Regions from separate parts of the Mus musculus genome. Here regions 2 and 3 are each linked to region 1. The links are chromatin loops, found by intact Hi-C in ENCODE. Cell type or tissue: heart. All regions are shown on one strand. Each heading gives the region's core, and the rest is flanking DNA. Links, peaks and the distances in the headings are about the cores only. Region 1 holds the start of Usf3 (upstream transcription factor family member 3). Region 2 overlaps Spice1 (spindle and centriole associated protein 1). Region 3 overlaps Sidt1 (SID1 transmembrane family, member 1).

Evidence for each region. Peaks named below come from ENCODE experiments on the same cell type or tissue, not always from the same donor. Only the 100,000 strongest peaks of a DNase experiment are listed, where the experiment ranks them.
Region 2: it touches region 1 in a loop (3-fold over the local background); 4 of 42 quality-filtered maps call a loop at or near these places.
Region 3: it touches region 1 in a loop (2.2-fold over the local background); 4 of 42 quality-filtered maps call a loop at or near these places.

The regions. Positions count from the first base shown.
Region 1 is chr16:44,167,116-44,176,980 of GRCm38, forward strand. Usf3 (upstream transcription factor family member 3) reads left to right here and starts at 6,282. Exons shown (of 8, transcript NM_001029889.2): 1 at 6,282-6,395. In heart, for the core only: a CTCF peak has its summit at 5,258; DNase peaks (open chromatin) are centred at 5,956 and 6,526; H3K4me3 peaks cover 2,778 bases; H3K27ac peaks cover 2,612 bases.
Region 2 is chr16:44,352,960-44,362,824 of GRCm38, forward strand. Spice1 (spindle and centriole associated protein 1) reads left to right here. Exons shown (of 18, transcript NM_144550.4): 2 at 2,481-2,576; 3 at 3,186-3,233; 4 at 4,801-4,944. The coding sequence starts at 2,481. Among named protein-coding and RNA genes, the nearest start is that of Spice1, 10 kb to the left of the region's middle. In heart, for the core only: no CTCF peak of the experiment used is centred there; DNase peaks (open chromatin) are centred at 3,552 and 5,132.
Region 3 is chr16:44,233,306-44,243,170 of GRCm38, forward strand. It overlaps Sidt1 (SID1 transmembrane family, member 1), which reads right to left. Exons shown (of 25, transcript NM_198034.3): 25 at 6,875-8,394. The coding sequence ends at 8,332. Among named protein-coding and RNA genes, the nearest start is that of Usf3, 65 kb to the left of the region's middle. In heart, for the core only: no CTCF peak of the experiment used is centred there; no DNase peak of the experiment used is centred there; H3K4me3 peaks cover 457 bases.

The sequences.
Region 1 (9,865 bases), core at 2,673-7,672:
AGGTCATCTGTGAAGAGCCGTAGTTCCTTTTCTGAAATCTCTTGAGTTTGGTCTCCTGTGTTTCTCTTGACACAGTCATCTGTAGGCCCACTAGAATGCCCAGTTTACATTCTTGCTTACCTTATTCTAGAGTTCTAGACCTTGGCTTCAAATTCATGTTCCTCCAACACATAAAAATCTTAAGTACCATGTGTATAGCGCTGTACCGTTGCCAGCTTTCTATGTTAAGTTACTTGTTGCAATGGTGTGGTTTTGGCTTTTTGTTTGATGGGGAAGGCACAGCAGCAGGAGTGAGGCATCTGATCAGGCCTCGGTATTCAGCAAGGAGAGGGATGGTGCTGGCACTCAGCTCTTCTCTTCCCCTCCTCTTTCCTTCCCCTTTTCCTCTCTCAGCCCACTGGGAACCCTTCCTTAGAGATAGTGTCACATTCAGAATGAGTCTTCTTTGGTTAAAACTTTCAGGGAACTTCATAGGTACATTCAGGGTGTGACACTGACAGTGAAAGTTAACCTTATTCTGTCAAAATATTTGAAGGATACAGAATTAAAGAACCTGAAAGTTATAAAAGCCTTCAGCTGCCATACTTACTGGTGAGATTTCTATTCACTTACTTTAGTTTTGCATGCATGCGTGTCTGTGTGAGGAGGGTGTTGGATCTGGTTGATCCCCTGGAACTGAAGTTAACAGTTGTTCTTCCCACGTGGGTTCTGTGAATTGAACCCAAGTGCTCTGGAAGAGCAGCCAGTGCTGTTAACTGCTGAGCTGCCATTTCTAGCCCTGAGATCATGTCTTTTTTTTTAATCTGTAGGATTGGGAAGAAGGTGAAGAAAGCTGCTTCTAGTACTTGTATACTATTTTATACTGCCATAGTCCAGTGACGAAAGGGAAAGGTGGAGCGTGGAAAGGAAGGGAAAGGTGGAGCATGGAAAGGAAGGGAAAGGTGGAGCGTGGAGCGTGGAAAGGAAGGGAAAGGTGGAGCGTGGAAAGGAAGGGAAAGGTGGAGCGTGGAAAGGAAGGGAAAGGTGGAGCGTGGAAAGAAAGGGAAAGGTGGAGCGTGGAAAGAAAGGGAAAGGTGGAGCATGGAAAGGAAGGGAAAGGTGGAGCGTGGAGCGTGGAAAGGAAGGGAAAGGTGGAGCGTGGAAAGGAAGGGAAAGGTGGAGCGTGGAAAGGAAGAAGTGGAGCAGTTTCATCTGCAGATGATGGGATTGAACAGAAGACGCTGCTGGTGGTTTTGGAGATGTCAATGTCGACAACCCAGCTAGTGCTACAGAATTAGGATAGAATTATACCTACATTTGCATGAGTACTTTGTCAAAACACAAGAAAGTATATCAGCAATGTATGGAAAATTTGCCAATACCCAAGTATCTTCACCATATACAAAAACAAGACAAAAACCTTAAAAGCATAATGACTCGGTCCTCGGTAGTCCTAGATACTCATAACTGAGCACCACCAACCTAGACAACAGTGAGAAGTCATTAAGGAAGGAATGAAAGCCAGGTGGTGGAGTGGGTGTGGCAGGACTCTAAGACAGCCAGGACTACATAGACCCTGTCTCTAAAACAAAACAATTGTTAAAATGTCACTTGGACCTAAAGGAAAGCATAACAGTAAAAATATCTAGAAGTCAAAAGTCTGTGTGACCTTGTACTAGTAAAGCTTGCTTTTAGATATAGTACCACAGGCATGTTCCAGTTGCAATCTGTAAGATAGACTTAAGTGTTAGTATTTTCCATCTGCCTGCTTGCTGAGTATTTAGATTAAAGCCATGTACCACCACCATGCAGGATTCAGCAGTGCTTTTAAAGACATCCTTAAGAAACACAAAACTCTATGGACTTTCTGTTTTATGATATAAAAAAAAATGGCATTCAACCCATGAGGTAACAAACTTCAGTACCCTTGAGACTGAGAAAAGAGGGGGTTGGTGTAGTGGGTTTGCTTTCAAATAGAAGTTAACATGCATATATTATAGGTCTTTTCAGAAAATCTTGGCCTAAGACTTATAACCTGGTGAAACGGGTATTTCAAGAACAAGTTCAAAGATAGCTCGAAGGGCTTCTAGAACAATAAAGCTTTATACTGACATTGGAAGAGTGGATTTCTAAATGAAAAGATATATGTTTCAGTTGCATCAAGGACTTAACTGGCTAAAATTCAGATCTCACCCCTTTATTTCTGGAGAACAGATAGAGCAATGGCATAATTAGACTGAGAGTTTCATAATAAATCTGTGAAAAGATGGACTAAGACGACACGGGGAAATGCCATCCCCATTGTGACCTTTGCTGGTGATTGCTTTCTTGGACCCTGACTTGTGTTGACAACAGCTTATTGCAGGGTGGTTATATGGACAAAACAGGTTAGTAAATATGAGTCACTCTTAGAAAAGGCAAAACCGAAATCACACAATGGCTCAGAACCCTAGTACAACATATAAAGAACTTTTACACATCAGTGAGCCATGCTTTAAAAAGTATATATGGAAATATGCTCAACACTTAGTTGTTAGAAAAAGTGTACATTAGTAACATCTGCAATCCCAGCACACTAGGGAGGTTGAAGTAGGAAGGTCACTAGTTTAATGTCTTAGTGACCTAAGTATGTAGTGAGACGGAACAGTTCATTGTTGGTGATGACGTGGGCTTATCTGGACCTCTAATTGGCTGTTAAGAACCCAAAATAAAAATTACAAGCTCTGGGAAAAGTGAGATATTTTTTCTGGAATCATGGAAATAAACACTTGAACCAATCCTATTCATAAAGCCAAAGACAGGCTTCTAAAATAAGATGGAAGGCCTAACTATGAAGGTTACAGAAGCAAGTTTGTTGAGTGTGTGTGGTTGCAGGCAAAGGTCTGAAGTAGAAACCTATCTGTGCAACTCAGTGTAGCAGTTGAACTCTGATTACACATGATCACAGGTCAAGACTCAGTGATCCTGGTAGCAGAGAATGTGGGCCGTGGAAGACGGCTGGCACTGGAAAGAGACGCATTTGTTTAAATGATTGCCCTTCTGAGCAAGGAGGGAGTAGGTGGAGCTGAGCCTGGAGCTGCTTCTACTCGGAGCTGCTGCTGACATTCAGTCTTCAACCCATGTCAGAAGGTTCCTTTCAGGAAATGGATCTGAGGGTGCAAATAAACATGCAAATCTTTCTGTGCCCTCCAGGAGCCTCAAGTAAGTGGGTGAAAATCAGACTCTGAGGGGTCTGACCTGTAGAATGACTAGTTTCAGGCAGATACTGTAGGTTATTACCAATACAGACACTAAGAAGCACACAGCAGCTATACGTAGGTATCATCTCAATCTACTAAGTGATGTTGAATAAAGCTGGGAAAAGACTCAGAGTTGAGTTGTCTTGTTGTTTTTTTGAGACAGGGTTTCTCTGTGTAGCCCTGGCTGTCCTGGAACTCACTCTGTAGACCAGGCTGGCCTCGCACTCAGAAATCTGCCTGCCTCTGCCTCCCAAATGCTGGGATTACAGGCATGCACCACCACTGCCCGGCTCCTTAGTTGAGATTTGAACTTTGTTTTCTCATGTTTCATTTATTTCTATGTGTGTGTGTGTGTTTGTGCTCATGCACAGCGCACATATGGAGGCGAGCGGTCTTCTTGGAGTTCCCTCTCTGCTTCTACCATGTAGGCTCTGGAGTTTAAAGCCAGGTCACCAGGCTTGTTGGCAGATAGCACCTTTACTCTGAGCCACCATGCTGTCTCACTAGCTTGAGATCTGGACTTCAATCAGGAAATGAGGATTAAAACTAAAATTTAGCTGGGCAGTGGTGACGCATGCCTTTAATCCCAGCACTTGGGAGGCAGAGGCAGGCGAATTTCTGAGTTTGAGGCCAGCCTGGTCTACAGAGTGAGTTCCAGGACAGCCAGGGCTACACAGAGAAACTCTATCTCAGAAAAAAAAGAAAAGAGTAAAAGTTAATATTCTGAGCTTTCTCAAGAAATACTTGAGTTTTTGTTTTGTTTGTTTGATTGTTTGAATAATTATTTGTTTTCAAGACACGGTTCCTTTGTGTACCCCTAGCTGTCCTGGAACTCATGTAGTAGACCAGGCTAGAGTGGAACTCACAGAGATCTGCTTGCCTTTGTCTCCTGAGTGCTGGGATTAAAGGCCTACCACCTGGCTTTTTTTCTATTTTGAAATCATGTCAAAAATATTAATAATGATTCAAAACCCTTTAAATTCTGTTTTCTAAATTGTCAAAACTTTGTTTTGCATCTGGATTTGGTGTGCACACTATGAATTCCATCACTCATACTCAGGATGCAGAGGCAGCTGGATCTCTATGAGTTCAAAGCCAGCCTAGTCTACACACTGAGATTCTGTCTCAAACAACAAAATTCCAATATATATATATATAGGGGTTTTTTTTGTTTTGTTTTTTTGTTTTTTGTTTTTTTTGAGACAGGGTTTCTCTGTGCGGTCCTGGCTGTCCTGGAACTCACTCTGTAGACCAGGCTGGCCTAGAACTCAGAAATCTGCCTGCCTCTGCCTCCAAGTGCTGGGATTACAGGCATGTGCCACCACTGCCTGGCCAAATTTTTTTTTTATTTTAAATTAGAATTAATTTATTATAGTTCAGGAAGTTACGTGTAGCCCGGATTTGATATGTGTTACCCATAAAACCTTATATTTATACTGACATCGAAATGATTTCGTGTAGCTGGACATATATTAACATTATAGATTCATGGATGTATTATTAGTATTACTATTACAGATCTGATCCTAAGGTCTCTGCTGCTAGGGACTAGGGAATGACAAACGTATTCAAAAGTTAATTAAAACTCACTAGCAAGCTGGGCGGTGGGTGGTGGTGCAAGCCTTTAATCCCAGCACTTGGGAAGCAGAGGCAGGCGGATTTCTGAGTTCAAGGCCAGCCTGGTCTACAAAGTGAGTTCCAGGACAGCCAGGGCTACACAGAGAACCCTGTCTCGAAAAACAGCAACAACAACAAAAAAACTCACTGGCCTGGCCCAGATGGGACAAGGAAGTGAAAAAGAAATCAAACTGCCTATTAGCACCAAATTTGAAGTAACAGTAAGGGCCTATTTTATCACAGATTTTCAAAGTGCGGAGGAAACATAAAACGGGGTTACTGTTAACCTTTTTCTCAATGCAAGGTCTGTTTCTACTGTACATAGGTTCAAGTAGTATTTCTATTATGCCCTGCGTTCCAGTCCAATTGGCTATATCTGGTTGTGAAAAGCTCATAAATCTTTCACCACCACTAGGTGGAGAATCAGACACCTGTCTCGGGGAGGCGGGCTTGTGAAATGAAACAAAACTAGAAAAAGATAGCTGGATAGTTCAAGAGCTCCAAAGGCACTTTAGAGGACGCTGAGGTCTCCGGTCCTAAATAAGGGTGTCTAGTAGCCTAAATTTAAGGTTCCAATCCCATCCCCCAAAGCCACGCACTCACTTCCTTAGCAGGGGACTGCAGAACCTTTCTGAAAACGGGCTTCGTGCAAATAAAGGACGTCAAGAGTCCACCGTATACGAATTCCTGCAGTCTCCAATATCCAAAGATAGTGCACTGAGGGAAGTCACATAGGACTGGATTTTCCACCTTCATTTACCACCTTCTAACCCTCCAGGCTAAAGGTACTTGTCTATCTTTTGCCACTCTCCTCCTCTTCAGTTTTTTTCATTTCTACGCTTGCATTGAAAGCTGCCATAAGCATAATACAGAACAGGGTGCGAGGAAGTTTCTTAAAAACCTCTTTTTTTTTTTTTTTTTCCTAGCTTCTCAAAGCGTCCCCTTTAAGGAACCAGGCCCACCTCTTTCTCATCCACCTACTGGCTTTCCTTTCTGCCTGTCACTCTACCTTTAAGAATATTTCCTGTTCTTTCAACCCAACTTGCACACCTCCGCCCCCCGGCCTTGGTCATTGGGCCGCCCGAGGCCTGTTCCCTCCTAGCTTTTCCCTCCTTCTCCTCCCGCCCTCCAGCCTAGCGCAGCGGAATCCCGGCTTCTGACTGGCCACGGTGGCAGCCTCCCCAGCACCGGATTGGCCGGCCGGTTGGTCGGGGCGGGAGCGAGGCGCATCCAGGCTAGGCTGTGCGCGTGCCGAGCGGCGGCCGCGGGAGGGGCGGGAGGGGCGGGGGGAGGGGGGCTGGGAAAGTTGAGGCCGTGCTGCCGCCGGGTCTCCGGCCTCGAGGGCTCGGGCTCGCTGCGGCGGCGGTGGCCGCGAGGAGAGGCGGCGGGGGCGGGGGGAGAGGAGGGCCCGGGCCCGCGCTCCCCCAGCCCCGCAGAAGCAGGGGGCGGCCGCGGACCCAGAGGCTCGCCTAGACGGCCAGACACCGCTGCCTTCCGCTCCTGGGACCATGACCCAGGCGGGGGTCGCCGCCGCCGTGGCCCGGAGCGCGTCACCGGCGGGTGAGTGGCCGCGGGAGGGGGCGCTGACAGCCGGGACCGCGGCTGCGGGGGCGGCTCCGGGGGGCGGCCCCGGGCTCAGCTCCACCCACCCCCTCCTAGCCGCGGGAGGTGAGGGCTAGGCTGAGTGCCCCTCGTTCCTGGGGTCCCCAGAACTCCCCACCTATCCCGGGGCGATCGCTCTCTTCACTCCGGCATGCTCGCACCCTGGGTGCCAGGCCTGAGGGAGCTCGCCCTGCTCCCGGTGCGCGCCGGCGGACAGAGGCCCCATGCTGTCCTGGGTGCATAAAGAGCTGGGCAGCCAGGTCCCCACCGGGTGGCCTTTGCTAGCCTCCTTCACCTTTTGCCATCCCTTCCATCTCTTTACTTGTCTTCTGACTTTCCTTCTGATCCACTCGTCAAACTCGCTGCTTGCTTTTGTAACTTTCACCTCTGTGTCGGAGAGTTAGGCTGACGTTTTCTTTTTAGAAGCCCATCTTTTTGCTTCTGAATAGCACTGGTCCATGCGAATGGCATTCTTGTCCGATTTCAAATTTCCTGAACAAGCATGAGGTTTCTGGACGCTTGGCTGAGGTTGGGCATTTTGGGGATAGAGTTCTCTTCTCTCTGTGGGGTCTTTTTTGCTTTTATTGACCTCATCTGTAGATAAGAGACCACAAAAAACTAACTGCCAAAACCAACTAATGTTCAGATAACATTTTACCACTAAGTTGAGTGAATTAACAAACATGATAGGTCTGGCCGACTTTATGGGTAACAGTGGCAGAGTCTTAAAGGAAACTTTGATGAGTAAGTGGACCCTGCAGTAGCTTTTCCCCATGGCCAGTCAGATCTGCTCTTTGCAGGGCCGACAGTTTCCTCGGTGACCTTTTCCTTTCCCTCAGAACACTTGACTTGCTGTATGGATACTATGTTTCCATTTGCTTGGGAAATACACAACGTATTTGTTGCAAACTGAGGAAGATTCATTGAGAAGCCAAGAGTTGTGAATGAAAGCTGTATCAAGAAGCATGCCAAAGGCCAACAGCCACTTGTGACCCAGAATGAACATAAAAGTGGTCCAACCCAAAATTGAAAACATATCCAATCCCTTGAGGGTTTCTTTTTTTCCTTTCTTAATTTCATTGTATGGTTCCAGAGAGTGAACCTTGTAAAGACAAGTTTGTGTCACAATGTCAAAAGGTTGGGCAGTAGTCTAAACATTATGACTTTTGTATAGATTAGCTTTAGTAGTTTGGTGATTGTAGTAGTCTGTGCATTGATGAAATGTAGAACTCTTTTGATACAAAAGCATTTCCATTCAGTGTGGTAAGGGCCACCTAGAATAGTTATTTTCTACCCTAGTCGTCTATAGAACATCACAGAAGTTTTTTTAAAAAAGATTTTACAGTGAGCTAGTTTTGTATGAAACACACACATGTGCGCGCGCACACACACTTGCACATGCACATGCACGCACTGTTTAACTCCAGCTAGAAGAGAAGCTTCCACAGATAGCAAGCTTGGAACCCCTGGCAGTAAAGCCAGGTCTTAATGTTATCTCACGCTGTTCCTTCCTGTGGTCAAGCCCAATGGTTTCTTAACTGGATTGTTTGTTACAGTCACCTTCCCAGACTTTACCTTTGATCTGGAGGGAGGCAGGCTGTGGTATACCTCTTAAAACTCTCCAGGCTATTCTGCTCAGCAGCCAGGGCTGAAAATTACCTTAAGCTTGGTACAATGTCCAGGCTGTTCTGCTTGTATTCCAGGGTTTTCCTTGGCAAGCCTTAAGTTGTGTATTCAACTTTTGCCCCACAACCTTCCATGTGAACCTTTGGACCCCACTCAGATAATGCAATTTAGATCCCTGCTGTTGCTAACTTGGGTGTTTCTCCTCTATATCAAGTAATTGTAGTGACAGATCCCTTAAATATGAAATCTTTGGTATGTAAGTGCACATATACCGTGAGTGTGTGTGTGTGTGTGTGTGTGTGTGATAAAGGATCTCTCGTTGCTCCTAGGCTGACTTTGAATTTGTAGCGATCCTCAGGCTTTTATCTCCCAAGTGCTGGAATTACAGATGTGTGCCCTCATACCTCACACCAAGAATAGTTTTAGATTTTAAAAATTACATTATTGAGAGGGGGGGTGGGTCTGCATTTGCAGTATATAGATGCGGGGTCAGAGGACAACTTGAGAGACAGTTTTCTGCTGTGTGGGATTGGACTCAACTTGGCAGGCTTGGCAGCAAGTACTTGGTGAGCCATCTTACCAAGCCAACAACAAATTTTGTTTTGTTTTGTTTTGTTTTGTTTTTCGAGACAGAGTTTCTCTGTGTATCTTTGGCTGCCCTGGAATTCCATGGGTAGACCAGGCTAGCCTTGATCTCAAAGATCCATCTGCCTCTGCCTTCCAAGTGCTGGGATTAAAGGTGTGTGCCACCACCACCCAGATGAGTCTATTTTTGTTGGTGGTTCTTATATAGTTTCAAGTTTGATTTTTTTTATTAGATATTGTCTTCATTTACATTTCAAATGCTATCCCAAATGTCTCCTATACCCCCTCCCCTGCCCTGCTCCCCTACCCACTTACTACCACTTCCTGGCCCTGGCGTTCCCCTGTACTGAGGCATATAAAGTTTGCTAGACCAAGGGGCCTCTCTTCCCAATGATGGCCAACTAGGGCACCTTCTGCTACATATGTAGCTAGAGACACGAGTTCTGGGGGTACTGGTTAGTTCATATTGTTGTTTCACCTATAGGGTTGCAGATCCCTTCAGCTCTTTGGGTACTTTCTCTAGCTCCTCCATTGGGGGCCCTGTGTTCCATCCAATAGCTGACTGTGAGCATCCACTTCTGTATTTGCCAGGCACTGGCAAAGCCTCACCGGAGACAGGTCAAGTTTGACAACTTTGAATTGGACAATCAGTTTGGGGTTGGGGGAGGGGTTATCCTAGATGAGGCTAATTCTCCCAATGATCATTAGTTGCTGTAATTTTTTTTGTATAGGGATGGGAACATGATGAGATTTTCTTCCTTCCACATTAGCATGTCCATTGAGATCACCATTGTTCTGATCTGGGTTTTGCAGCCATTTCTAAGAGAGACCATTTCACTGCCATCTGCTGATATTCTGGTTCTTATGATCCTTCCTACCCCTCTTCCATGATGTTTCCAGACCACAGATGCAGGAACTGTGGTGGAGATGCACCTGCTGGGGCTGGGCTCCCCATAATCGGTTGATCTCTGCATTGTGTCCTGTTGTGGTGGGGTTTTTTTGGTTTGTTTGTTTGTTTGTTGTTTTGCTTTTGTGATGGTCTCCATTTGCTTTAAAGAGAAGTGTCTTATGAGGGGTGGTAGCTAATCTAGGAAAAGTGGCTCCTATACCTCAGCGTGTTTTTGTGATAAGCTCTCATTGAACTTTCAAACTACATGTTGTTTAAAAAACTCTCTTTGAGCCGGCCATGGTGGCGCACGTCTTTAATCCCAGCACTC
Region 2 (9,865 bases), core at 2,518-7,517, 190 kb after region 1:
GTACAACCAATATAGAGGTTCTTCAAACTAAAAACACTGAAAGGACCACCTTATGATTGTGGTTGTACCACTCCTGGCTATGTACCCAAAGGAGTCTGAGGCCACCACAGGCATACCTGTGCATCCGTGTTTATTATGATACTGTTCTCAGTAGAAGTCAAGCCAGGCTGTGAATTCAGCCTAGATATCCATCAACAGATAAGTAGGTAAAGAAAATGTGATGTATATAGAGAATATTTATCCAGCCACAAAAAGAATGAAATCCTATGTGCAGGAAAATAGAACTAAGTGGAAATAAACCAGACTCAGAGAGAAGTATTACTTGTTTTCTCTGGAGTTCAGAAACAGATGTGAAAGTAGGAGGGAAACACTTGATTGTTTGTGAAGAGGGAGGGGACCAGTTGGAGGGGGAGGAGAGAGGACAGTTGGTGGATAGAATCAAAGTATGTATGTACATGTATGAAAACATTACAAAACTCATATAAGTTAACAAAGTTTGAAATAAAAATAGGTAAACCAAGTCTGAATTGTTGGTCTGCCATAGGGGTCAGTGTGAGGAAACTTGCCTGGCATAGTTTACACCTGGGCATCAATTTAAGCCTAGCACCACAGGAAAAAACAAAATAAGTAGTCATCGTGACTTACCTCCTTTGCTGGATTGTAAGCTCTGAAATTAGACAACACGTTTAGAGAGTAAGAAGTAGCAAGAGAAAGACAGTATAGAGAGCTGGAAAGACTGTGTTAGGGAAACACTGGAGTGTAGGCATCGTTGTCACAGTAAATTATTTTATTAAAAGTACTTAATGGAAGGGGAAGGGGTAGCTTAAGAGTACCACACTTGCCTAGCATGTGCAAGGGTCTGTGGTCTCCACTGGGGAGAGAGACAGGTATGGGCGAGGGACAGTGATGACAGCAGGACAGTCGGCTAGTAAGGAGTATGAGGGTTAGCCTCACAGTTCTGAAGTTATTTTGGTGGGTGGATAATATGTCTTAGTGATGGACTTTGAGTTACCAATAACGTGTGAATACATGAAGGAAAGAAGCGCAAGCACTTCCTTTTGGGGTCATTTAAGCAAGAGGGAGTACAGATTTGAATCCTCCACTCCATACTGCCTGTGTCTTCGTCCTCTGTCTGTTTATAAGTCTGAATTTGTGCTTGCCCAAAGCCTGGCTTGTAAATCTGTCCAAGTGTCTGTATGTATGGGTGTGCAATTATCTGTATTTGTATTTGTGTGTGTGTGTCTTGTGTGTTTCTGTTTGTCTGTCTCTAACAAAGGTTTGCTCTTTGTTTCCTGAACAGCATAGAAAGCATCACACGGAATAAAATGTAATTCTTTTAAAGAATGGGATACTTTACGGAAATCTTTAAAAGACTCTACAAGGGATTAAGTCACTGCCTCTAAATGATCCTAACTGACCCACATAACAAACTACTACCAACACCGTTGCTTATCAACCAGTCTTCCTAAGTGGGAATTTATTTGAGAAGGTTGCTACAACCTCTGAATTTGTTGCTTTCACCAAAGGGTGTACATGCACTGTCCTGGGTCAGGGTCATGAAAAGGTACCTAATTTAAGATCATGCCTATGCCATTAGTTTTGGTTGCACAAGTTGATTACTTGGAAAATCCAAGGAAAGTAGGGTTTATTGTTACATAGTTCTCTTAAAGGCGGATTAAACAAACAGGATGAGTACATGTAAGACAGACAGCTTCTAAGAGATTTCAGAGTTATGTTACTAAGAACTTTGGCTGTGAGGCCCAGTAAGAGTTCCAGTCTCTTTGAATGTAAGGGATATTTTCGTGGTATTGGGTTGCCACAGAAGGCAAAGAGACCCAGAAGTAGAAGTCATGCATACTTTGGTTTTTACAGTCAAATGTGTGGACTGTAAAAACCTTAGCTTTCAAGCACGGTGGACTGGGGGTCTTTCCCTAACTTTTTATGATGTTTAGCCCCCGCATGGCGATTTTGATTGCCAGGCTATTGCTGGTAATGTACAAAATCACCTCCATTTAGTGCTGCATGAAGATTTAGTAGAACTGGAAGAGACGCTAACGTTCTCTAAAACATGTATGCTTCTGAGGTGAGCACATGTGTGCCTGGCAGGGATGTGCTACGTTAGCATGCTTAGAGCTGCACTTCTCACGCACTGCACAGCTCTGGCGTTTCCTCTGTTAATTGTGAACTTTATCTGCTGACAAAGATACAACCATTTTCATTTCTATTTTAGGTCATACTTTCTATATTTATCAAGTTCTTTATTAAGCAAAAGGTTTTGTTATTTAAAACCTTTTTGTTGTGGTTATTGGCTTTGCTTTAATATTAACTGTAAAATGAGAAAGCCAAGCATTCAGAGAGCCTATTCCTGTCATCATGACCAAATTCTCCTGATATTCTGAGAGTGGTTTCGTTTGTCCTATAGATGTGCCCATGATGCATAATTATTACTTTAACCTTTATTTAAAAATTAATGTTTTCAGATGTCATTGATCAGAGTGAACCGCTTTGGTCCCCGGGGAGGTGGAAGAAAAACTCTGAAAGTAAAGAAGAAAGCTGCAGTGAGGCAAGAATGGGATGTGAGTCTGGGCCCACAGCAGCGTGTTCTGGAGGGTGGCCTCAGTACTCCTGTCCAGTGTGGCTGGAGTGGCGCTCAGGCTCAAGTAGGGTCGGGTGGGTTTCTTGGCATGGTTTTGGTCTTGGAGGGAAGAGCAGGACATTTGCCCCGTTCTCCTTTAAGTGTACAGGATTAAGGGTAATAACTTCTAGTTCTTTGCAAGAGTTAGAGCTGCTGTGAGACTGAAACTCTATCCCCAAAGATGTTCCTCTGCAGCTTGCCATAGTGAGCACAGTTTCATTGTTAAAATGCTTTACAGTTGCCTCATGGAATCCTAGTCTCTGGAAACTGTCGCTTCAGTTAAGTTTACTCACAACATGCACCCTGTTTTTATTCCTTGTTTTAAAATAATAGAGCCTTATTTCCAGTGTAACACCTAAAAAATAGCCTATTTTCTAGAAGATACTCAAAAGTAACCTGTTTTAACGTTATATTGACAGTACTGGTTTCTGAGGAAAAAAGGACTGTGGCCCTTAGGATTCTGAATCGATTTTCAGCTACTGAAACTGAATAACTGTTAGAAATTTATAAGGAAACTTTAAAAAAGCTCACTCTGTCCTTCTTTTTAAAGAATACTGTGAATGATCTAACAGTTCACCGGGCAACTCCTGAAGATCTAGTAAGTTGACCACTGAAAGTTCAATCCTGCTTTCTGTATTTTATTTGGTATCTGGTTTCTAATCTGCAGAACAGAAACCATCGTCGCTCCTTGGGACTTGTTTAGTTACAGTTAATCTTGTTCACGCCTGTATAAAACCTGAAAGGATATCCTGCGGAATTTTTGATTTTACTAAGGCTTAGCAGCCACCGTTAGAATTCTACTCAGGAGTTTTGGTCTGTAGTCCTGTCACTTATCTAGAATCTCCTGTGGTCTCTGTCTGCACTTCCTCAGCATTTTTCCATTGTTGTCATTGCTGTTACTTTCACGACAGGTTTGGGCTGTGTAGCCCTGGTTAGCCTGCCCACGACAATGTGGCTAATCTTTCTGTCTCCGTGGATTTGCCTAGCCTTGATTGCTCTTTCAGATGGACTACAGGATGTGGTCTGTTATTTATAGCCTCTTTGTCTAGCATATTTTGTAGATTCATCCATGTTATAGTATGTATCTCTGCTTCGTTCCTTACTATTGTAAGACAGTATTCCATTGAATGGCAGTTCTAGATTTATCTGTTTGTCAGTTGTACATCTGGTTTATTTCTGCTGCTTTTCTGTTATAAAGTAACACCATAGCGGATATTCATGTACAAGTCTCTGTGAGCATATGCAGGCAGCTGTGTGTGTATCTGGAATGGCTAGGTCATGCATCCATATTGGCTCTTATAAATCACTGCCAAACTGTTTTCCAAAGTGCTTACCTGTCTTAAATTCCACCAGTGTGTGTGGAGCTTCCAGGCCACACGCCCCATTATTGTCACCTTTTAATTTTAATTCTCCTGCTGGGTATAAAGTACTGCCTCATTGTGATTCTGATATGCATGCTCACAATTCTTGATTGTTAGTCCTTTGGTAGTGTGCATGTCTGCATGATTATAACTTTATTAGATGACCCGAGTTTTGTTCATATTTTCAGTTCTGAGCACTAGCGTATTTGTAAAGACAAATGTCTACTTTTATTCCTCAGTCACCCCCGTGGACTCTTCCCTTCCAATTCTTTTAGGAGCTCTGGCTCCTGTCTCTTCTGCCTCAGGAACTCTCCTTCCTTGGATGTCTACATCATCTGTGACCTCAGTTCCACATGAAGCCACTTCAGAGCTGTACAAACAGCATTGACTTAGAAGTAATGCAGTTACTGTGAAAGGGGTGTGCTTTGACAAAGCTGACTTAGGTGGATTTTATACCCTTTCCATCATGTGTGAAGTGTCAGTGCTGACCACTAATTGATATTTTAGCACTCATTGCATGAGTTTTAACTTGTGAGTTAAAGAACAGTAGGTGTTTTGGTTTCTGTACCAATGAAGGAGAAGTTAATATTTTTGTATGTCTTTAAGATAGACCTCCAAGTTCTCAATACTTTTTCTCTTAGATCATTTTGAAAACTTAGACTATGAAAGTGTTAGCTATGAATGTACACACATACTGAACCATAAAGGAATAGGAAGTGGTGAACTAGTGTAAGTGGTCTTGCATAGCAGCAGGCAATGTCTTTGTTACTGAAAGCATTTCTTTACAGTTTTCGTTCTGTATAGGTGCGCCGTCATGAGATGCACAAGTCAAAGAATAGAGCATTGGTGCACTGGGAACTTCAAGAAAAAGCTTTGAAGAGAAAATGGAAGAAGCAGAAACCAGAAACTTCAAGTCTTGAAAAAAGAAAGTTATCTATCATGAAGGAGGTATTGTGAAAATCCACTGTCTTTAGAGGTTTTTTCTCTTGGATTGGTTTCAGTGGAAAGACTCTAGTTCTTACACGACCTTGCACAGTGAGCTGTTTGGTAGACTCTTCAGAGAGCAGCAGGATGGGTGGGGTCAAGTGCAGAGAGCAGCAGGATGGGTGGGGCCTAGTGCAGAGAGCAGCAGGATGGGTGGGGTCTAGTGCAGAGAGCAGCAGGATGGGTGGAGCCTAGTGCAGAGAGCAGCAGGATGGGTGGGGTCTACTTTGCTGCTTTAAATGTACTTTCCACAACTCATCAACTCTGTAGGCTTAGATTATATAACTCCTTGGCCTGGGTTTGTTTGTTTGTTTTTGTTTGTTTGTTTGTTTGTTTTTCCTCTCTTTTCTCTTTCAACCTTTTAAAAAGTAGCATACAAAGTAGCAGGTTCCTCCTGCCACTGTCCTCATACTAAGTTGTGGATGGTTGGTCTCTTCCCCCTTTCCCATTCCTACCGTTCCCCTGTCCCACTGAATCCGCTATCTCCAGCATTTCGAGTTTCCTTTCATATCATATGTTCTTCCCACTCCTTTTGCCAGTTTCATGGCCCCATAAGAAAATGTTTTGACTTCTATACATACTTACTCCCACCTAGATACACATAATTAATTAAGTAGAAGCCAGGATTCACACATGAGCAAGCATATCCAGTTCTCATCTATCTGGGTTGCCTAACTTAATGTCATATTTTTCAGTTCTATCCATTTTCCTACAGATTTGTAACATCATTTTCCTTACATTAGCTTAGCTTTATATCCTTAAATTTTTGGCTGTGTTGTTATGAGAGTTTAATTGCATAATACTTAAATTGTTTTCTTAATTTCATTATATGACGTTTTGTGTTCATGTATGTCTGTGTACCATGTTGCTTGCATAGGCCAGAAGAAGGTGTCAAATCCCTGAGAACTTCAGTTGCAGCCAATTGCGAGTTGCCATGTGGTGCTGACAATTGAAGCTGAGTCCTCTAGAAGAGCAGCTAGTACTCTTAGCCACTGAGCCATCTTTCCAGTCCTGCTTTTAAAGAGATTACCACAGTCTTGGGCAAAATAATTAGTACTATGTATCTGTAAACTTCTGTAATTATGTCTCAGTTCAACAGCATAGTAGAATTACCTGGAAAAAATGAAATAAAATCAGATAATTTTGTATGCGTGTTTACCTAGGTCTTAAGCCATTTTTCTCTGGCTTAACCTTTTGCCTGCCTGGGTGTTTGAAGAAGCAATCAGATATGTAGGGTGAACAGTGTGTCAAGCAAGAAGGAGCTACAATAGAGCAGCCTTTTTTATTTGGACTGCAGTCCTAATAAAGGAATGTGTCGTGCATGTGGCCCCTTACCCAGGGTTAGCGTACAGTGCTTGCCATCTGCGTGGCCTTTCACGGTGGCTTTAAGCCATAGGCTGCCTTTTGAGAAGTTCCTTAGAGTTCTTAGAAAAATCTGCATCGAGGAAAACTGTGTCTCCCAAATAAATGTTTATAAGACATGAGGAAGGAACAGTGGATCAGAGAATACGACTTCTCATGTTATAATCGTGAGCCAGTCATGCACACATGTTAATTCTCATTGAACAGTCTAAAACCACAGATCTGACCTCGAGACCCTCTTTGGGAGGTTTTCTTTTTCTAGTTTTAATCTTCTTTTCCTTTTAATTTTTGAAGATTTAGTTTCATTTGTTTTCTTTTTTGTATAAGGGTGTTTGCCTGCATCTCTGTCTGTCTGTCTGTCTGCCTGTCTGTCTGTCTGTGTGTCTGTGTGTCTGGTGCCAGTGGAGGTCAGAAGAGGCTGTCAGATTTCTTAAAACTAAGTCACAGAGAATTCTGAGTTACTAGATGGGTGCTGGGACTCCAGCCTCGGCAAGAGCCATGAGCATTCTTTTTTTTTTTTTTAAATTATTTATTTAATGTATATGAGTACACTGTAGAAGTATACTTCTTCAGACACACCAGAAGAGGGTATCTGATCCCATTACAGAGTGTTTTGAGCCACCATGTGGTTGCTGGGAATTGAACTCAGGATCTTTGGAAGAGCAGTCAATGCTCTTAACCACTGAGCCATCTCTCCAGCCTTCATTTTATTTTATTTTATTTCTTGTTGCCATAAGCATTCTTAGCCTGTGATAACCACTGAGCCATCTCTGCAGCTCCCGTAGCTTTTCATACAAGTACTAAATGTAGGTGAAGTAAGGGGACAAGAAGAGTAATGAGGGGACAGGTGCAGGGTCTCATCTGTGGTGTGGTGATTCTCAGTCCTGACTGCACATGAGACTTCATCATGGCCAAGATGCTCCTGAGGAGGGTGGGGAACCACTGTACCTCAACTCTAAGATTCAGAGTTAGTGAAGCTAGGTGGGGAGGTTTCCCCAGTTCCCGTGTGTTTTTGTGTTCTGCAGGGTGTTAGAACTGTAGCTTTTGGTGAGATTTAGATGTTTTCTTTTACTGTCTTACTTAGTACAGTGATCTTTGGCCTCATGAACAATCTACTCCGAGGAATGTGACGGAGACTCAGTAGGAGAAGGCAAAGTGGTGGCTTTACTTGAGGTCTGACTGTAATTAATACCCAGTGTCAACAGATTAGTAAGATTATTCCTCTACTTTCTGCCTTTGTCAGTTTCTACTGTAGCCATAGCCATGTTGATTTATTATATATTTATTATATATATCCATTATAAGTTACGCTTCCTAAGCTCTTAATTATATGGACTTGGAAGATATTTCACCAAAGGTAGAAATTTGGTTCATAAGACAGTATAATATGTATTTTAATAACCCTCGAAGCATCATACAGGTTTTCAGTGTATCCACACACTAGGACATCCCTGTAGGGTGGAGGTGGTGATTAGATTCTATTGATATGCCAGTGTATCTTGAAAGTCAGTAGTTAGAAATAAATTTACCTTTTTAATGTCTAGGTTTGGATGTAGATTTGCCATAATTTATTATTGTTCTATTTGTGGACACTTAGCTTCTGGGAATAAAAGAACTCAATATAGTAACTTAAACAAAACACAGATTTAGTTCTCTCATGGAGAGCTCAGAGGTAGCTGGTAGAGGGTCCCGCAGTTCTTCAGCATCCTGAACACAGGGTGGCTGCTACAGTGTCCTTCAGTTGTTTGCAGGGCAACAGCAAGTGGAAGTAGAGAGTGTCTGCTACTCCTTTTATGCCAGCCATTGGCACTGTGTGCTGTTCTCCAGGACACTATTGCTTGGAGGCTCCTGTATTCAAAGATGGGTTGGAACTTGAGCTGCTTCCTTGATTAAAATGCAGGAGTCGGCTCAGGCATTGTGGCCCATGCCTTTAGTCCCAGCACTCATCACCAGGAGGCAGAGGCAGGTCGGTCTCTGTGAGTTTGAGGCCAGCCTGGTCTACAAAGCAAGTTCCAGGACATCCAGGGCTGTTACAGAAAAAAAACCTGTGTCAAAAACTCACCACAACCACCACCACCACCGCCACCAGGAACTTAGGAGTTGCTATTAAAGGGCAGTATTAGGGATAAGTAGTAGTGTGTGCCACTCAGATTGCATCTTATCTTGGCATGATAAATAATCCAGCAGATAGTCTTCATTGTGTTTTTGGGTACAGGCTTGTTTGTTGGGTTAATTATTAACAGAAGCACTAAGTCAAGGGCTGGTGCTTTAGCTCAGTGTTAGAGCACTTACCTAGGGTGTTTCAGGGTTTACTCTCAAGTACTGGGGGAAGGAAGAAAAGAAAACTAAGGATCAAAGAGCATGCGCATATTTTGTTTCAGTCACTAAATTTTTCTGTGCTTGTGTTGTCTGTATTTAATGGATATGATAGGACGGTAGGCATATCCCTGATACAAAGGCATGGTTGTTACCATGTTAGAAAAATAACACAGCTTATTTTCTATTGATAATTTGAAGAATTTACTACTTTTTGTTTTTAAGGCATTACCCTGTTAGGGTTTCATTGATGTGAAGAGACACCATGACCAAGGCAACTCTTAAAAGGGACAACATTCAATTGGGTCTGGCTTGCAGGTTAGGTTCAGAGGTTCAGTCCATTATCAAGGTGGGGCAGGGCAGCATCTATCTAGGCAAGCATGGTGTTGGAGGAGTTGAGAATTCTACATCATCATCTGAAGGCTGCTAGAAGACTGTCTCCCACGTGGTTAGGAGATGGGTCTCATTGCTCACTCCCCACAATGACACACTTCCTCCAACAAGATCGCACCTACTCCATCAAGACCACACCTCCTACTAGTGCCACTCCCTGGGCAAAGCATAGACAAACCACCACACACCCTCTGTCAAAGTAAAGTCATGGAGCTGACAGAGCAGTTAAGTGGAAAAACAATCTTATTAACAACTACATGCCCGGTGTCAACTATAATCAGGTCTCAAGTAAAACCCATGCTGTGCGCCATTGACGTCGCAGGAAACTAACTAAAGTGGTTAGAGTTTATTTACTATTTCTAGTGTGGGCCCTAAGCCCAGTATTCTGTACGGTGTGTGCTCTTGGCCTTTGCAGTTCTAAAGTTACTCTATGGAAGGTACAAATGGCAATCTCATTAACTGACCTAGCCGGCCGGCCCACTTGGCCATGGCAGAAAGGATAGCAGAAGAATGCTACTCACTTATATTTCTGTATTGTAAAATAGTAATTGCCATGTGATGTGATTTTCTCTATTACAGAGAAATTCCACTCAGCGTGTTTGATATTAGATGCTTTATTGATTTGAGTCAGGGTTAGAAAAGGAGCTGCCTTGATTTTAAGATTCCTTTCAGCTCAAGAATGCCATCTGGTGGCAGTAGGCAGAGTTGACTCATCTGTAGCATATGGCTTTGGGTTTTGTTGTTGTTGTTGTTGTTGTTGTTTGTATTTATTTATTTATTTAGGTATTTATTTCATTTACATTTCTAATGCTAC
Region 3 (9,865 bases), core at 2,029-7,028, 66 kb after region 1:
CTACGTGGAAAATGGGTAGGGTATCAGGATCTGATTCAGTGATCTGTACTCTCGCGTCAGGGTGCCTAAGGGATGGATGCTGTCTGAATCATCTGTTCTGCTGCCATTTCGGCTCTGGGGTGGAGTCAGGAGTGGAGACATCAGTTCCAGTGCCTAGTTCCAGTAGTGCTGGAGCAAACTCCAGCCGCATATTTGTTCTGTAGCAGGAGAGGACCTGGCAATGGCCAAGGCAAGGAGGCGTGGCTTTTGTTTATTTGATGATGAATTAAGATGCTCCCAACCCAAATATCCCCCTTTCTAAAAGCTTTGCTCGCTGCTGGCACTGAATGTGGGCATTTCGTTTTTCTTATGAAATGATTGATGTCTAATCCACAGCATCTCTTATGTGTTAACATCTCCCTGTTTATTTGAAAAGACAGATGCTTTCTTGTGGGCATGATATTCCAAGCTGGGAGAAGCCAATGGACATCTGCTTGTCTGTTAGTCTGCATATGATATATCATTTTTTATTCTTCTGTAAGAAGTTCTTTTGGAGCCTTGGTTGGCCTAGAACTTGCTGTGTCACTAGGGTGTCTTAGAGTTTCTATTGTTGGGAACCAGGGTGGAAACGCTTTCTTCAGCTCACAGCTCCAGATCGTAAAGTCCATCGCTGGAGAAAGTCAGGACAGGAACTCAAGCAGGAACCTGTAATCTGGAAGCAGGAGCTGATGCAGAGGTCATGAAGGGGCGCTGCTTACAGGCTTGCTTTGCATAGCTTTCTTAGAGAACCCAGGACTGTCTGTCTGCCCAGGGATAGCACCACTCACAATGGGCTGGGCCCTCTTCCATTGATCACTAATTGAGAAAATGCCATACAGCTGCATCTCATGGAGGCATTTCCTCAACGGAGGTGCCTTTTCCTCTGTTGACTCTAGCTTGTGTCAAGTTGACACACAAACCAGCCAGTATACAAGTATAACCTTGAACCCCTTTTCCCAGTGCTGTGGCCTGAACCCCAGTGATTGTTATGCAAATGCTCTACGGCTGAGCTAAAATCTATAACTCTTCAACTTTGAACTTTCTTTCCCATCCTTCAACCTCTCAAATGGGATCATAGTATGTACCCACCCTGCCCATTTTATGCAGTACCGGGGCTCAAACCCAGGGCTCCATGCATACTAAACAAGCACTCTAACACCTGAGCTACATCTCCAGCCCTACATATGGTATTTTAAAATACCACCTGGGGTAGTTGCAGGTCTCTATGCTCAGCTCAGAGGATCCCGAGGGCTTGCCTTTCTTTTCACTTTTGTCTACCTAACAAATTGGACCTGGAGAGATGGCTCAGCAGTTAAGAGCACTGGCTGCTCTTCCAAAGGACCTGGTTTAATCGCTAGCACCCAGGTTCAATTCCCAGCATCCACATAGCAGCTCACAGCTGTCTGTAAGTACAGTTACAGGGGATCCGACACTCTCACACAGACACATAGATAGACATGCAGGCACAACAGCAAACAATTTTCAAAGATCTACCTAACATGTTAAAACCTCAGCACCAACAGTCTGCTCTTCTTCCTTTGGTCCAGCCACTCTTTCCTAACATTTATATAGTGTTCTCACTAAATGGCAGTCTGCAAACTCTCCATTACTGGTCACAACACTACTGTGCACTGCTGTCCAGGAAGTTATGCCATTTTCTTCCCTTGTATGTTACCTCTTCATTTTGTTACCCTGAAAGCAATTGAGTTTCCCTCCGTGTCCAGTCTTCACTTGTGTACTCTCAAGGGCTAATCTTGGTTGTCAACTTGACCGCATCTGGAGAAAACTATGAACTCAAACAGTTGACCATGCTTGTGCTGTCAGAAGACCCACACTTCTGGTGGCAGCCCACAGAAAAGGGCATGGAAGAAGGGAGACTTTGCTTTTTGCTTGCTCACTTCACTCTCACTGGCAAGTTCATCTGTCCTGTTCCTGGGACTTTCCTTCTCTGGTGTTAGAATCCATTTCTTTGGGATTCCAATGTAGACTGAAGACTCTCTAGGGCTATTCCAGGATTCCAGCTCCAGATTTGGGCTGTGGAGACTTCCAGTCTCAAGGACTGAACAACTACCAGATTCTTGGTCTTTCTGTCTTGAGAGAGCCATTGTTGTACCACTTGGATTATAGCCTATAAGCCACCCTCATAGATTTCTCTCTCTCTCTCTCTCTCTCTCTCTCTCTCTCTCTCTCTCACACACACACACACACACACACACACACACACACACTTCTCATATGTGTGCTTGTATTCTATTCAGTTTGCTCCCTTTGAGAACCCTGTCTAATACACGTGCCTTCTTGGAATATCTTAGGCTGAAATCTTACCTGTGTTCCTCCCCATTAGGCAGTCAGCAAAAAAAAGTGCTACTGGCTGAGATTTTATGGATGTAGTTTCAGAACTGGGGAAAAGCCAGGAGGACTATGAGTTGAAGACTAGCCTGGGCTACATCATGGAAGTCATTCATGGAGGGGAAAAAAAGGAAAGGAAAGGAAACCATGACTGTTTGAGACAACTTTCAACCAGGTTTTCCATTCATCTTCCAGTTGAGTGTTTGTTATTTTCCTTCTCTGTAGCATTCCATTCATGATCTTTTATGTTATTTTAACACTTGAAGGTCAACTGGAATTTCTCAGGCATATCTGGAGCCATTTTTAGTGCAAACTTTATGTCTTTAAGATTTCTCATTCTTTAAAATCTCCCTTCATCTTCTTCCCATCCACCCCATCCTACCACCACAGGATCTCAACATGTAGCTAAGAATGGCTGCCATGTATTGGCACCATTTGAAAGTATTAGAAGGATTAGAAGGTGTGGTCTTGTTGGAGGAAGTATGTCATTAGGGGTGGGTTTTCCAGGCCCAGGGTCTGTTTCCTCTCCCCTGATTCTCTGCCTGTGGAGCCAGATGTAGCTTTTAGCTACTGCTCCAGCACCCACCTGTATGCTACCATGCTCCCAGCCATGATAATAACAGACTAAACCTCTGACACTGTAAACAAGCCTCCAGTTAAATGCTTTCTATTATAAGAATTGGTCATGATGTCTCTTCACAGCAACAGAACAGTGACTGAGACAAATGCTAAGAATTCTATGAAGCCACTCTATTCTTTTACTCTTTGTTTGCTTATAATAAACACATGGTAATCATTTGTTTCTGATCTGTCTTCTCCTTTGGATTATAGAGCACAGGATATAAAAGTCTGTATGTCTTTTGCCCTGGTTCTTCCCACTGCACAGTCCAAATATTTTCCAGTTATTGAGTGAAGTGAATAGAGGAGTTGTAGGAAGAAAGTAAAGGGCAATGTGCCCCCTAAAAAGAAGATTACTCCGAAAGTTGTCCTGTGTTCTAGAAGCAGAGTAAAGAAGACAAAATCCACCCTCTTCATGGAAGAGGCCTGCCTGGTACCAGGTGAGAGTTTGCATACGCAGTGTAATAAAATCCACAAAGTGCACATCGGACTCTTTGATGGCATTTCACTATCCTAAAATAAGATACTTTGAATCATTTTAGATAACCTTTTGTGTAAAGGACTGAAAGTTTTATTTATAAAGAATATCAAGATTTAGCATAAGGGGGCCCAGAGTAAGATATATAGAACTGAATACCTGATTTCTCTTTTCCTTTTGTGATGTACTTAGAGATGGGCCACACACCCTTTATTTAGCTCTTGACTAAAGTGTAGTGTTGCTTAAAGGCCAATGTGGTTAACCATTGTTTATATCCAGTGAAGCTGATGAGCCCTGGGTCACAGAGACTTCACAGAAGCCAAAGGCTATAGGCTAGAAGTGAGGAATTTCTTTTTTGAGTGTGTATACATGTGTATGGTGGTGGGGTATACCATGAGGTGCCTGAGACAGTTACCCACAGAGGTGTGAAGAGGGTATCTGATCTCCCTGGATCTGAAATTACAGATAGATATAAACTGCCCTGCATGAGTGCTGGGTGTGGAGATGCATTATTATAAAAGCATCTCTTATATTCTAAGAGATGAACTTTTGTTGGAACTTATAACCAGAGTTAATAATACACTAGAGAGTCACTTAAAGCTAAATACGTCTATCTTGTTTTGTACTTAGCCTGCCTGCCTTTCTGAGACCAATGTGACAACAATCCTTACTTCCTTGGATTTTCCATATAATCGGTCAGCCTCTACATCCTAAGCTAATGTATAGCTATAATCTTATGTGATGTACTCTCCCATGCCCCTGACCCAGAGTAACACGTGTGTATGTGCATGTTCGAGTAATAAAAGTTAGAAGTTGCAAATAGTTTGAAAGAAACCTTATAAAACAAATATCCAACATAAAAGTTGAAGGTAACGTTCAGATATTGCTTGGTAGCATTTGTTTGTTACTTATCTGGTTCAGTTGGTGTGAGTGACTTAATCTTGTAAAACACTATTAAAGATTTCTATAGTAGTAGACGCCCATCCAAATTAAAACCGTTACTATAGTGTTCTACTCTAAAAGCTCTGGGATGCTTGCTAAGTTTGCCTGAATTCGTATGTGTTAACGACAGAGGACACTCAGCTTTGTTGACTATGGTGACTTAATAGGGAGGAGATGTTCGTATCTTGTCTCCTCTGAGCAGCGAAAGAAAGCAAAGGAAGCAACATGGTCTCCTTCTCTTCCATGTGGAATCACAGTGAGCCAGGCTTGGCCAGCTTCAGGCTGAGCAAACCATCTGCATGCTGTGTTCTTTCTTCCTTTTGCCAGGAGATGAGTCACTGTGGCTGACTTGACACTTGTCTTTTGTTCTAGGGCCTTTTTGGGTACCTGAGAGGTTGAGGCTCCCTCCCTCCAGGCAGAGCCTCCAGCTTGCCCGCTGGTGGGAGCCCTGAGCTGATGGGTAAGAGTGTGGGGTACACTACACATAGCAGTCACCAGATTCCAGTGGTGTCAGGAACTGTAAAAGAGAAAACTGAAGCTTTCTCTTCTTGGAGATACAGGGTGGAGATGGCTGATGCTGTTTTTAGCCAGACTCTGCACTAAGTCCCAACTTTGGAAGCATTAAAGATTTTCAGTTGGGATCAAGAGAAAAATGCAGTGGTGGACGGCAAGGAGGAGCCTAGGGATTGGAGAGATGATGATCTCAGCCTCGCCTCTGAAGGTCCAGAGACCTCCCAACCCTGGGGTCTCCAGCAGATGAGAGCAGGAGACATGGAGACTGCCAGGGAGGATCTGAGAGAAGAGACCTGGGGACACTTGAAGGCTCTGTTATTGTCCACATCCCTGTGGGTGTTAGAAAGTGAGTCCTGAGGACCATCTTTGTGCCGATAACACATGTTCCTGGGTCCTTACCATTCTGTGAGCCGTGCACAGTGCTGTGCAGCTACACAGAGAATCGGAGTTCCCACAGCTTAACTGGGGTCACCCAGCCAGTAGGCTGACATTCACAGACTAAAGGCCTGACTCTGTGGTCTCTCTTAGGCTTGACTGTTGCTTTCACACACACACACACACACACACACACACACACACACACACACACACATACAAAAGTCTCTTAGCTGCTGCCTTTCCTCCCACAGTTTCAGACAGGGTGCCTGTCACTCAGAAGGAGAAACATTTGAGTATCACTTGATGTGCTGACACATGCATTCTGCAAACACACAGAACGTTCTGCAGGCTGCCCGGAGTTAGCAGGAAAGCAGCTGCAACTGTTTTCATCCCCAGTTGCTGGCTCAGGGATTGCCTTTAGTCATGGAAAGTCCCTTCCCCAGATAGACTCCAGTTTTCCACCGGCTCCTCTTGAACCAGGCTAAAATAAAACCAGGCGAATCTCCCAGGCATCCAGCGCGAACAGGTGCAGCTGCCGCCCCAGTGTTTGTCAGAGGTGGGAAGGTCTCGTATTTTACAGGCACAGCCTCGCTCCTCTGGCTGTTGCATCTCTGTTCCACTCCAACTGAGCAGCTCTCTTTACCTCTGCGAGTCCTCAGCCAAGACTGTCCACACTTCACAGTTAGCTTCGCCTCTGCTTTTAAGAGGCAAAGGGCAGAAACTTGATGGAGAGTTAGCACAGGCATGGAGGGAGGAGGGTGTGTGTGTGTGTGTGTGTGTGTGTGTGTGTGTGTGTGTGTGTGTTAGATCCTGAGGCTCCCATGGCCCTCCTCTAACCCAGCACTCACTCTAATGTCCCAGATGAAGCACACTGATGTCCAACCATAAGACCTGTGCAGTAGAAAGAACCAGCAACATGTGACTTAGAAGGTCTATTTTTAAAGGCAGGTTTGGTCTGGGGTTCTTTAGCCTGCTACAAAGAACAGAAATGAGCAGGACATGTGAATATTACAGCCCAGGACACCACAGAGCACTGGGACACAGAGGCACAGTCACCCTCCCTTCTTCCCTCCTCATGGGGCCCTTTCTGTTTTCCTGTTTCCATTGCCTCTCTGCCCACAAACAAATTTCCAAGACAGATACGTGTGCCTTTATATTTATCTGCTCAGGCCACGGGACTGTGTGGATGGACGTTACTGTTCATATTTTCCTTAGTGGGTCCATTTAGGATGCCAAACCAGGAGGACTGCTTTGAAAGAATCAGCTCAAGGCAGCCATAAGCAACCAGATTTGAACGTTTTCTGTTTTGCTTTGAGACAGGGTCTCACTTTATAGACCAGATTAGCCTTGAACTTATAGACCCACCTGCCTCTGCCTGTGCTGGGATTAAGGGCATGAGCCACAAAACCTCACTTGTTTGGAACTTTTTTTTTTTAAAGATGTTTGACTAGGACAACCATCTAATTGATAGCCTTCATATGACCCATGGAGGCCAACAAGTTTTTGAAATAACGAAGAATAATAGAAAACAAATTGCGAACGAGAGAGCATTCTAGGAAGAAAGACGGCACAAAATTATTCATGGAAATTATCTTTGAATTTTTAAAACCAGGAGAAGCTTGCTGTTCAAACGTCCAAAACACATATTTGAACACAGATATTTGAAAGAAAGAATGATAGTTTTTCAAAAAGAGGCCTGCCCCATCCACTTCCTTACTAAATGCTCAAGAGAGCACAGGTGAGGAGTAACTTCGATTTCACAAGCAAGTAGGCATGTGTGCACACACTTATATGTCTATTTTCTGATGACATCATACTCCACACAACCAGGAAGCCTGATCAAAATGGGGCTTCTCCTCGAGTTTGCCAGGTGGCATGAGAGAAGAAAGCTCGAACATTGCGCTTTTTTGTTTTTTGTTTTTTCTTTTACATCCTCCTGGGAACAGAGAATGGGATCCTGTAAGAGGTGATTAGTCATGACCTCTGTGACTCATCCAGTTGTGGGGGGAGGGAGGAGCACGTGCCCATCCTGAGTTACTGCTGGGAACTTTGGGCAGATAGTCGGGAACCCTGATCTGCGTAAGTGACAGGTTCAGGTGTGGAGGACAGCAGGGTAATCCCGGGAAAAGGCTATAATGGGCATAGATTGAGCTGTGTGTCTGGGGACCACCAAGCACGGTTGCTTTTTTGCTCCAGGATCCAGAGTCACTGAGGTGAATGCTGCCTGTCTAATGCTCAGCCACTAAGCGCTGTCCATCACTTCCACTGCTGTGGAAAGCATTTTCTCCATCTGTGTCCATCTTGGAGCTGTTAGAAGTCTAGGGAGAAAGAGGGACCTTCTAAGAAGGCCGCATCAGAGTGCAGAGTCAGCATCCAACAGTGAGATGAAGACCTGAAGAAGCAGGTAATCACCCAGGCCTTGGATCCACAAACGTTCAGAAGTGTGCATGTCTACATCCCATCCCAGAGCATTCCCAGCCCTGCCAGGAATTCCGCATTCCTTCTGAAGAGGTGACTTAGCTTGACTTACTAGAATGTCTGTCTCCAGTTGGGTGGGGACTTGGTCCCACTTCTGCACCGTATTCTGAGGAGTTCGGTCCCCTAAGAGGCCGGGGAAGAATTCGATGGTGCTTTGGCCTTCTATAGCAGCAGGTGTCTCAGAGGTGTGGAAGTGGCCACACTGAAGGTTCTAGGTGGGAGGTCTGAGTAGCTGGTTTCTCTGGTCAATATCTATGAGGATGGGAGGGGCCAGGTGGAGAAGCTGGCCTGATGCAGCTTGTGTCTAGACTGAACTCTACGTTGCAAACAGAGGTTCTTGAGCCTCCAGACTATGTCTCTGTGCGCAACAGGGCATCCCTTCTACCATTCTTGAGGTTTAGTTCAGTCCCAAGCTCTTCCTGTGTGAATTCAGACACCCTTGACTCCCTCCAGGCAGGTGGAGCGTCTGGCAGTGGGCAAGCTGCTACACTCACCGTGTTTTCCACAAAACAGCACCAAGGTGGGTTGCTCCGTCTTCCCCCTGTGATGCTGGGTGCTCAGAAGACAGGGATCTGGTCTCTCCGGACCACATCCAGGTCATCATCCAGGGTCAACAGCACCTGGAGTGAGAGGGTTGGAGATGGGAAGAGAACATCCGTGAAAGGATCTTAAACAGGAAGAAGGCACATGAGATAGAACACAGTCTATTTCACAATTGTATCTGTGAAGGTTGGGAGCTCAGGCCAGAGGATGGTAAAATACTTGGGTAAGTGTCCTGGATGGTGACTAAGGGAAATGAAGTATAGCAATCGCTGTACAAGAAGAGAGGGAGGAAGAATTTTAGAATACAACCCACAGGATCAACTAAGCAGGGATCATAGGAGCTCCCAGAGGTTATCAACAATCACAGACAGACCCTGTACGGGTATGAGCTAGGTCTTCCATATATGGTTCTTCTTTTGTTGTTTTTTGTTTTCCGAGACAGGGTTTCTCTTTATAGCTCTGGCTGTGTCCTGGAACTCACTTTGTAGACCAGGCTGGCCTCGAACTCAGAAATCCGCCTGCCTCTGCCTCTCGAGCGCTGGGATTAAAGGCGTGCGCCACCACTGCGCCCGGCCCATATATGGTTCTTGTAGGGCCACTAACAAGGGTTTGGGTGTCTCTGACTCTTTTGTGTGCTTGGGACGCCTTTCCTCCTACTGTGTCACATAGTTCAGCCTTGATATGAAGGTTTGTGCCTATTTTTATGTAACTTATTATTCCTTGTCCAGGTAACATCCCTGGGAAGCATGCTCTTTTTTGGGGGGTGGGGGTGGGGATAGAGGAGGAGTGGATCTAGGGGAGGAGGAGGGAGGAAGGATGGACTGGGAGGAGTGGGGGAAGGGGAAACTGCAGTTGGGATGTAATTTATGTAAAGAAAAAATTAAAATAAAAAGGAAGTAAGGGAGAAGGGGAAGTAGGAGGTAGGGAGGGAAGGGGAAGGGAGGAAGAGGGAGAGGGAGAGGGAGAGGGAGAGGGAGAGGGAGAGGGAGAGGGAGAGGGAGAGGGAGAGGGAGAGGGAGAGGGAGAGGGAGAGGGAGAGGGAGAGGGAGAGGGAGAGAGCACTTCAATTCCCACCCTACACAGAACCACTAGCTCCATTTTGTTATCTTTTGTCCCCCTATGGGAAAAGTCCAAGGGTCAGAGAGATTGGCTGAACTTTCCACACTGGCCACTAGAGGGAAGCCATGCTCTGCTTTTGTGTGATTGCATGGTTGGCCTCAGAGGGCTTGAAGCCATCTTGCAGTGACAACCCAGTTATCACCCCAGCCTGTGTTCAGGCACCACAGACATTTAATTAGGGGGAGGGGGAGGACTAAATGCTGACGGTGGTCATCTTCTAGAAGCATGTCTACTCATGGATACTGGGAAGGGGCACAGCAAACTACAGGGACCCTAGATTTGGAACATGCTCATTAGGTGGCTTCTCTGGGAACTTAATCTTCACAAAATCCATAGTGAGACGACTGGAGGAAGGGAAGGAAGAGAGTCTATTATGAAAAGGAGGAAGTCCACGGATGAATTAGTGAGTGCCCTAAGTGGTTCCTGGGG